3 separate regions of the Homo sapiens genome follow, and all the other regions are linked to region 1. Evidence: chromatin contacts called from ENCODE Hi-C or POLR2A ChIA-PET data. All regions are on one chromosome and are shown on one strand. Each heading gives the region's core, a stretch centred on a gene start or an enhancer-like site at or near the end of the contact. The rest is flanking DNA. Distances are from core to core; before and after follow the strand shown.

The links. A loop is a pair of places that touch in the nucleus more often than their neighbours do. ChIA-PET counts read pairs that join two places held with the same protein, here RNA polymerase II (POLR2A). Pooled maps may share reads with other maps.
Region 2: a loop to region 1 is called in a map with no recorded cell type, with 16 times the contacts of the local background. The contact joins the enhancer-like site here to the promoter of MYOM3 in region 1. A Hi-C loop is called at or near these places in 2 of 168 maps with a recorded cell type or tissue (ascending aorta and cardiac septum), 1 of 37 single-sample maps with no recorded cell type and 8 of 50 pooled maps. POLR2A ChIA-PET finds 5 or more read pairs at or near these places in 3 of 52 experiments (Caco-2, OCI-LY7 and Panc1).
Region 3: a loop to region 1 is called in a map of ascending aorta, with 5 times the contacts of the local background. The contact joins the promoter of FUCA1 here to the promoter of MYOM3 in region 1. A Hi-C loop is called at or near these places in 2 of 168 maps with a recorded cell type or tissue (ascending aorta and ovary) and 11 of 50 pooled maps. POLR2A ChIA-PET finds 5 or more read pairs at or near these places in 2 of 52 experiments (AG04449 and Panc1).

Annotation. Positions count from the first base shown.
Region 1 is chr1:24,110,699-24,113,398 of GRCh38, reverse strand. It overlaps MYOM3 (myomesin 3), which reads left to right and starts at 1,264. Exons shown (of 37, transcript NM_152372.4): 1 at 1,264-1,368. RefSeq lists an enhancer at 554-1,062.
Region 2 is chr1:23,915,035-23,917,821 of GRCh38, reverse strand. No RefSeq gene overlaps it. Among named protein-coding and RNA genes, the nearest start is that of CNR2, 3.1 kb to the right of the region's middle. RefSeq lists an enhancer at 732-781. Within about 2 kb of position 1,446, at least 10 of the 41 ENCODE cell types and tissues checked have a DNase peak (open chromatin) inside an H3K27ac peak, as active enhancers do; they include OCI-LY7, where a contact is called at or near this core.
Region 3 is chr1:23,867,033-23,869,787 of GRCh38, reverse strand. FUCA1 (alpha-L-fucosidase 1) reads left to right here and starts at 1,498. Exons shown (of 8, transcript NM_000147.5): 1 at 1,498-1,890. The coding sequence starts at 1,502. RefSeq lists a silencer at 1,867-2,086.

The DNA.
Region 1 (2,700 bases), core at 15-2,514:
GGAAGGAAGGAGGGGGGGAGGGAAAGAAGGAAAGAAGGAAGGAAGGAAGGAAAGAGAAAGAAGAAAGAAAGAAAGAAAGAAAGAAAGAAAGAAAGAAAGAAAGAAAGAAAGAAAGAAAGAAAGAAAGAAAGAAAGAAAAAGAAAGGGAGAGAAGGAAGGGAAGGAAGGAAAGGAAGGAACGTGGGGGTTTGTTAGGGGCTTGCCTACAGGAGAGAGAGTCCACTGGTGATGAACTGGACAGGAGAACCGCCTTACATACAGAAATGGTCCAGGGGCGGCGGGCTGGACAACATACCAGTGGCGGCCGACTGGGCAGGAAAACCTCAGCCCCTTGCAAACAGCATGCAGTTTATAGAGCATTTTCACTTTACACCATCCCCTAATGACCTCCACCTGGCAATCTTCATTTAACCCAAAACTCAGGGCCTCAATCCCCTGTATGGCCAGCGTTCCACCAGAAGGGACGGGACGGGGGCTCAGATATTCATCGTAGGTAAGAAACGGGTTGGCTACTCCCCAGATTCCTTAGCTCGGAACACATATTCAGGTCTTCCACACAGGGTCATTCTTGGAGCGTGCTTCAGTTATCCCTGTCAGGTGCGTTTACCCTATAAGAAGGCCCTTCAGGGGACACTCTGGCAGCCTGAGCAGTTTGCACAGTGAAGCAGTAGGTGGCTCCCCAGCTCCTCCTGCCTGCACCACACCACACACACATGACTGTGGTCAGGGCGGGGGCCGTGTAGTAACTACCGGAGTGGTGGAGGGACCAGGAGCCACACATTGCTGTTTTAGCCAGTGACAACTTCTGAGCACGAAACACTCACTTTTAGGTCATATTCCTTCCACCGTCTTCATGAAGTCCAGGTGCCCAGTCTCACTGTCTCCGTTTTTCAGAAGGCAGTCAGTTCAGGGAAGCTGAGCGCCTTCCCCAGGGCACCCAGTCAGCCGGGGCAGAATTCAGATCAGAACTCCCGACAGCTGAGAACGCCGCACGGGATCTGCCCTCCATACGACCATGCCTGAGCCGTTCCCTCCTTTCCATTTTAACAGGGGCTTGGGTTGGGCAGAAAGGACCCAGCTGAGAGGAGGAGCAGTGTGGGGGGACGCGGCGGACAGCTCCACCTGTCGCTGCTGCCCAGCAGGCTGGAGACACGGAATGGCCCCTCCCCTTGGCCCCCTGTCCCCGATGCCATAGTTCTCATCCATTGTCATTGTACTGTCTCAGTGCTGCTATATTTAAGACGGTGCAGTCTCCGGGATCGCATTCTTCTCCCGGTGCCCGCTGAGCCGAGGGCAAGAAGAGAACAAGGACCCTCTCGGCCTCAGGAATCTTCTCCCCAGAGACTCCTAAGTGGGCACACTGCTTCTGTGAGTCACCCCCAGAAATCAGGGTGGGGGAGGGATGCCTCCTAAGAGTCAGCCACTGGGGAGTGATATCTGTGGGTGCATGTGTGTGTGTGTGTGCACGTGTGTGTGTTTGTGTGTATGTGTGTTGTGTGTTGTGAAAGGAGCCTGGGAAATTTGTGCTGAGGCAGCACCCAAGTGAAAATGGGAGGGGATTCCAGAAACCCCTGCCCCATCCCACTGTTCTGTGTGGCCCTGGGTCTTCTGAGAGCTGAGCTGTCTGTGATGTGAAAGTTGCAAAAAAAAAAAAAAGAGTGGGGGCTGCCCTGGGAACTGGAGTCTTTCCTGTGATGGAGCAGCGATAAGCGGGAGCCAGGCTAAGCTGGCAAGTTCCACGAACTTAGAGCGGAGCTGGCTGAGCCCGGCTTGGCCAACCCCACAGGCAGGGAAAGAGAGCGAGCCCTCGGATCCCAAATCTTAGAGCTGGAAGGGATTTCATCCAGTGCCTGACAGGAAACCGAGGCCCAGACGGGAAAGGAGTTGCCTCAGCTCATGACTGGCAAGGGCAGGATTCGGCCTCGCGGAAGCTGGTGGAGCCACTGGCTAAGAACACGTCCCAGCCTGTGCCACCCGCCGCCCGCAGGATGTGTCTCTGCTCCCAGCCACCATCCGCCCCCATCGCAGCTCCTGGAGGGGTCTTGGCTCAACTGCTGTGCATTCCTCTTTCCCTCCTGAAGAAGGGGAGAGGCCTCCTCGGCAGATGGAGGCTTGGGAGGAAAGCAGAGGGGAATAGGGAAGGCCACGCAGTGGGACCTCTGGCCCAGATTTTTGCACCCCAAGAGAGGGAAGCGGGGGCAGTTTCCCCTCCACGCAGGCACACACAGTGTTCCGGGAAGAGGCACCCTGGTCCTTTGGGAAAGGGCAGTGAGGCCGCAAACTTGTCCCTGCTTAATACCACGCATCAGTCAGTGCTTTAAAAAGAATTGGTAGCTCATCCGCTAAAGCCAGGGGTCTGGTTGCTGGAGGCCCCGAGGTCAGGGACGAGCGCCAGGCCCCTGCCTGCTGTGCTAATCGGGAACAGAGCATCCAGGGGAAGGGAGCCAGTGGCTGGTGCCAGGGAATGTTAACTCTCAGCCACTGGAGCCAGGGCCATCGTGTCCCAGGAAAGCTGGGGCAGAGTGGGGGGTCCTTGCTCCACCTAGGGTGGTACCCAGCAGCTCTCCTCCTGGGCCATGAGGAAGAAAGAGCAGAATGAGCAGGGCTAGCCACTTCTTTGGGTGCAAAGAGAACTTCTTCCATCGGGAGGGAGTGATACGAAGCCAAAGAGGGTGACTGTCCCATTATGTCATTTGAGAT
Region 2 (2,787 bases), core at 197-2,696, 200 kb after region 1:
CGTGATCCGCCCGCCTCGGCCTCCCAGAGTGCTGGGATTACAGGCATAAACCACCGTGCCCGGCGGATGGAGAGTAGATTTTAAGTGTTCTCACCACAAAAATAAGTATATGAGGTAATGCATATGCTAATTGGTTCAATTTAGCCATTCTACAATGTATATGTATATTACAAAACATCACATTGTACATGTTAAATGTATACAATTTTTGACAATTCTAAAAAATTAATTAATTTTAAAAGGAATACTGTATAGCAGGGTTTAAAAGGCAAAACATAACAACAGTTTTGGTGAAAATATGTTATCCCATATGATTGCAGACACATTTTGTTTTATTTTCCCAAGTTAATTCAGGGACCAACATTTACACTGAAAACTGAATAATCTTTTTTTTTTTTCTTTTCCTCCATCGCCCAAGCTGGAGTGCAGTGGTGCAGATCATGGCTCATTGCAGCCTTGACCTCCTGGGCTCACATGACCCTCCTGCCTCAGCCTCCTGAGTAGCTGTGAGTACAGGCATACATCACCATGCCCAGCTAATTTTTTATTTTTTGTAGAGACAGGGTCTCGCTATGTTGCCTGGGCTGGTCTCGAACTCCTGGGCTCAAGCAATCCTTCCTTCCTCCTCGGTCTCCCACAGGCCTGGGATTACGGACATGAGCCACCATGCCTGGCTTTGAACCATCTTAGGGTCAGTTGGTTCAGACAGTGCAAAGACTGCTTCCCTGTGGCCTGACAGGAAAAGTATACCTCTCGGGAATGTTCCTCCTCAGATCAGACCCTCAATATGACAGCACTCGGCCCCAGCATGGGGTAGATCCATCCTGTAGATGGCGGCATCTCACAGTACAAGGGCTGCTGAGGCCAGCTCTACCCAAGGAGCTGAGAAAACCGCCTCCTAAACCCTCACCTACAATTGCTCCTGGCCCTCCCAGGGCAAAAAGAGAACAGACTTCCCCTGTGGGCCCCATCAGCCCTGCCCAGGGGACTGAGAGATCATGGAGCTTCCTTATTGATTCTCTTGTCCAGTGCTGCCCATAGGGAGTCCAAGGACCGACAGCATCTGCTTCCCCTGGGAATTAGTTAGAAATGCAGATTCTTGGGCCCCATCCCAGAATACTGAATCAGAATCTCTGGGAGTGGGGCCCAGCAATCTGTGTTTTGGGGTTTTGTTTTTCAAGTCAAGGTTCTCTCTCTGTCACCCAGCCTGGAGTGCAGTAGCATAATCAGAGCTCACTATAACCTCAAACTCCTGAGTTCAGGCAAGACCTCCTCCCGCCTCAGCCTCCCAGAATGCTGGGATTACGGGCATGAGCCTCCTCACCCGGCCCCAATCTGTGTTTTAACAGGCCCTGTGGGTGACTTCCATGCACTCAGGCGTTTCAGGGGCACCTGTTATCTCCAACTTCCTCATTTTAGGAATGGAGAAATTGAGAACAGATACAGGAAGCAACTTGTTGGTCAGCCAGGCAATGGCAGAGACCACACAAAAACTCCGCTTCCCAGCGTTCCTTCCACTTGAACTTTCAGTAACTTCCTTTCTTTCTTCCTTCGTTCATTCATTCCTTCACTCATTCATGCCTTCCACCTCCAATTACATGCTTTGGGCTGCAATGGAGGACCAGGCGTTTGGGGACAGCCTCACCCTTCTTCCCCATGTGGGGCTTTCTCAAGGCCAGAGGTCTAGGATTCAGGATTGTGGAAGCATCTGCTAGATCTCTTCCAGCTCACCCCTGGGTCTCCAATTCCAGCCCAGATAGGAGTCTGATGTAGGCTGCAGGCGGGCCCCACTCCCCAGCTCCTTCTGGTCTTCTTTTCCTCTTTCTTGGCACCTGGGGCTCTCTGTCCCATTCCTCACTGCCAATGTCTTGCTCTTGGGAGAGATGCAAGGGCTGGAGGCTGTTACTGTTCCATTTCCCAAAGGGATGAATGATCAAATTAAAGGCCCTTCCCAGCAATGGCTTTGCGCTGAAGGAGCCAGGACTAGGTCCAGACCAGGGTTCGCAAGTTAGCATCTTGAGCTGGATAATTCCTTGCTGTAGGGCTGTCCTGTGCATTGCAGAATGGTTAGCAGCATTCCTGGCCTCTCCCTAGCAGATGTCAGTAGAATTCCTCCACCAGGTTGTGACAACCAAAAATGTCTCCAGATATTGCCAAGTGTCCCCTCTGGGTGGTGTTGCCAGATAAGACAGAGAATGCCTGGTTACATTCTTTTTTTTCTTTTTCTTTTTTCTTTTTTTTTTTTTTTTGAGACAGAGTCTCACTCTGGAGCCCAAGCTGGAGTGCAGTAAGGCGATCTCGGCTCCCTGCAACCTCCGCCTCTGTGGCTCAAGCATTTCTCATGCCTCAGCCTCCTGAGTAGCTGGGACTACAACTACGCACCACCACACCCAGCTAATTTTTTGTATTTTAGTAGAGATGAGGTTTCACCATGTTGCCCAGGGTGGTCTTGAACTCTTGATCTCAGGCAGTCCATCTGCCTCTGCCTCCCAAAGTGCTGGGATAACAGGCGTGAGCCACCACGCTAGGCTGAGCATTCTAATCGCACATAAGCAACAAGTAATTTTTAGTGCCTGAATGTCTCAACTATTGTTGCATTACCTCACATACTTATTTTTGTGGTGAGAACACTTAAAATCTACTCTCCATCATCTTCAAGAATATAATTCATTGGGCCAGGTGGGGTGGCTCATGCCTGTAACATTTTTTACTTGAAGAATCTTGCAACTCTACCTCAGGGGCAAAATCTTTCTTCATTGGCCCAGATCAGGGTCTGGGGTGTGGGGA
Region 3 (2,755 bases), core at 249-2,748, 240 kb after region 1:
GTGCTGCCATTCTCTCACTGGCATGTGGGAACTGAGTGTGCTACGTGGAGTCATGAGACTTCTTCTTCCTTTTCTTTTTCTTTTTTTTTTTTTTTTTTTTTGAGACCGAGTCTCACTCTGTCGCCCAGGCTGGAGTGCAGTGGTGCGATCTCGGCTCACTGTAACCTCCACCTCCCGAGTTCAAGCAATTCTCCTGCCTCAGCCTCCTGAGTAGCTGGGATTACAGGCGCACCCCATGCCCGGCTAATTTTTGTATTTTTAGTAGAGATGGGGTTTCACCATGTTGGCCAGGCTGGTCTCAAACTCCCGACCTCAGGTGATCTGCCCACCTCGGCCTCCCAAAGTGCTGGGATTACAGGCGTGAGCCACCTTGTCTGTTCAGAGACTTCTGACTTCCGTATTTCCCTCGCTAATGGCCTCACCTCCCGTTTGAGTATGTGCAGCATGTGCAAATTGCAGAGGAACTGGGGAACTTCCCTGCCAGGCAATCCTGGGTCCTCTTGGCTCTCCACTTCCTCCTTCCTTCCTTCCTTCCTCCTTCCTTCCTTCCTTCCTTCCTTTCTTTCTTCCTTGGTCTGGCTCTGTCGCCCAGGGGCTGGAGTGCAGTGGCGGTATCTCGGTACAAACTAAGCTATTTGAAATGCCTCGGAATTCCCAAAGAAAGCTCAGTAAATACCAGACAGATGAAACGGTCCTGCCCGCTCTCCCTCTTTCAGTACCCAGTTTTCTCTTTCCTCTCCTTTCATAACGTTTCTTCCCATCATCCCTCTACCTCCTTATTTCTGTCAGGGCTGTTAGATACCCTTCCGGTCTGTTATCTCCTCCTCCAGCCTTGTGCTACAGGACAACTCAAAAGCCCCCTATGGCTCCCAAGTGATCACTAAATAAAACTCGTGATCTCACTTCAGCCTACCCCTGCAGGATTGCTGCGGCAAAATGGACTACTCCCAGAGGCGTGATCACGGTTCGGTTCACTGCAGCCCAGACTTCCCGGGCTCAAGCGATCCCGAACCTCCCACCTCAGCCTCTCGAGTAGCTGGGACTCCAGACGTGCACCACTACGCCAGGCTCATTTTGTTTATTTTTTATAGAGACAGGCTAGTCTCCAACTTGTGGGCTCAGAGCGATCCTCCCGCCTCGACTTCCGAAAGTGTTAGGATTACAGGCGTGAGCCACTGCGTCCGGCTCAATGGACTCCTTCTTAAATGTGAGTTCTCCGCACACACTGGGCCTTGCTCACCTCCACGATTTAACCTCGCAGTTAAGTCCCTTTTCAAGGTTTTTATTCGTCCTTCAGCGAAGCGCTGTCAACGCCTCCCTGCGTCTTTCCCTTCTTGAGCACCAGAGGGCGCTCCTCCGACCCGAGGAGGAAGCGACTCGGGCCAACCTGTCCAGGTTGTCCCACCCCTTTTTCCTTCCGGGCCAATCGTTAGTCAGAGTGGGCGGAGCCGCCCGCGGGCACCTGCGCGTTAAGAGTGGGCCGCGTCGCTGAGGGGTAGCGATGCGGGCTCCGGGGATGAGGTCGCGGCCGGCGGGTCCCGCGCTGTTGCTGCTGCTGCTCTTCCTCGGAGCGGCCGAGTCGGTGCGTCGGGCCCAGCCTCCGCGCCGCTACACCCCAGACTGGCCGAGCCTGGATTCTCGGCCGCTGCCGGCCTGGTTCGACGAAGCCAAGTTCGGGGTGTTCATCCACTGGGGCGTGTTCTCGGTGCCCGCCTGGGGCAGCGAGTGGTTCTGGTGGCACTGGCAGGGCGAGGGGCGGCCGCAGTACCAGCGCTTCATGCGCGACAACTACCCGCCCGGCTTCAGCTACGCCGACTTCGGACCGCAGTTCACTGCGCGCTTCTTCCACCCGGAGGAGTGGGCCGACCTCTTCCAGGCCGCGGGCGCCAAGTGAGTGTGGTCCCGGGGAGCGGCGCCCCTTCCCGGCTCGGGCGGCAAACAGGAGGTGGGGCTGGGCGGCCAGCTGGGGCGCGCAGCTGCCGGTCGCCCCCATGACCCCGGGGCCCGCGTGTGGCCTCCTGCGGCCACAGGAGTGAGCCTGGCACACCTGATGAGGAGGAGGAGGTGCGTTTGACTGGGGACTGATAAATGAAGGTTCAGGGAGATGGCAGGCTGGGAAGCCCTGGGTATCTGCACCTGTGCACCGAGAGGGCTGAGTTAGGCCATACCTGATGTCCCTTTCAGATTGACAGCACTATCAGGACTCCAGGGTTTCAAATCAGTGGTGTGGAGCCTGGTTCTAATTCAACTGTGAACCTGGACATGTCACTTCAGCCTCCCTGCAGCCTCTTCTATGGTTGTAGAAAGGGGTTATATAAGGATACAACCCTTTGAGCCCTAATGTCTCTAAGAGGGAAAGAGAGGGGAGTTCTGGTGTGCAGTGTATTTGGGCAACAGTACAGATAGTCATTCGTTTGCTCCTCTCAATCCCTTTTACGTAGGAAGTGTCCAGGAAGGGTCTGACTCTCTCTGAGAACTGTTGGAACTTGGGGGTGGCTGGTTCAGAGAACAGAGTAGAGAGCGCTGGGGTGGGGATAAGGGGAGACCACGACCCATGAAGTTGTCAAGGCAGGGGCTTGTCCTGAAGGAGTGAGCCTTGAGAGCCCTGTATTGACAGATGTTAAGTCAGGGAGTGGTTACTATCAGCTTCTAGAAAGATTCATTCGGCTGCTGGGAGAGAAGTGGGTTGGAGAAGAGTAAAAATGGAGGCGGGGAGGTTTCCCCAGCCCCTGGCTTAGAGCAGTCTTCCATCCTT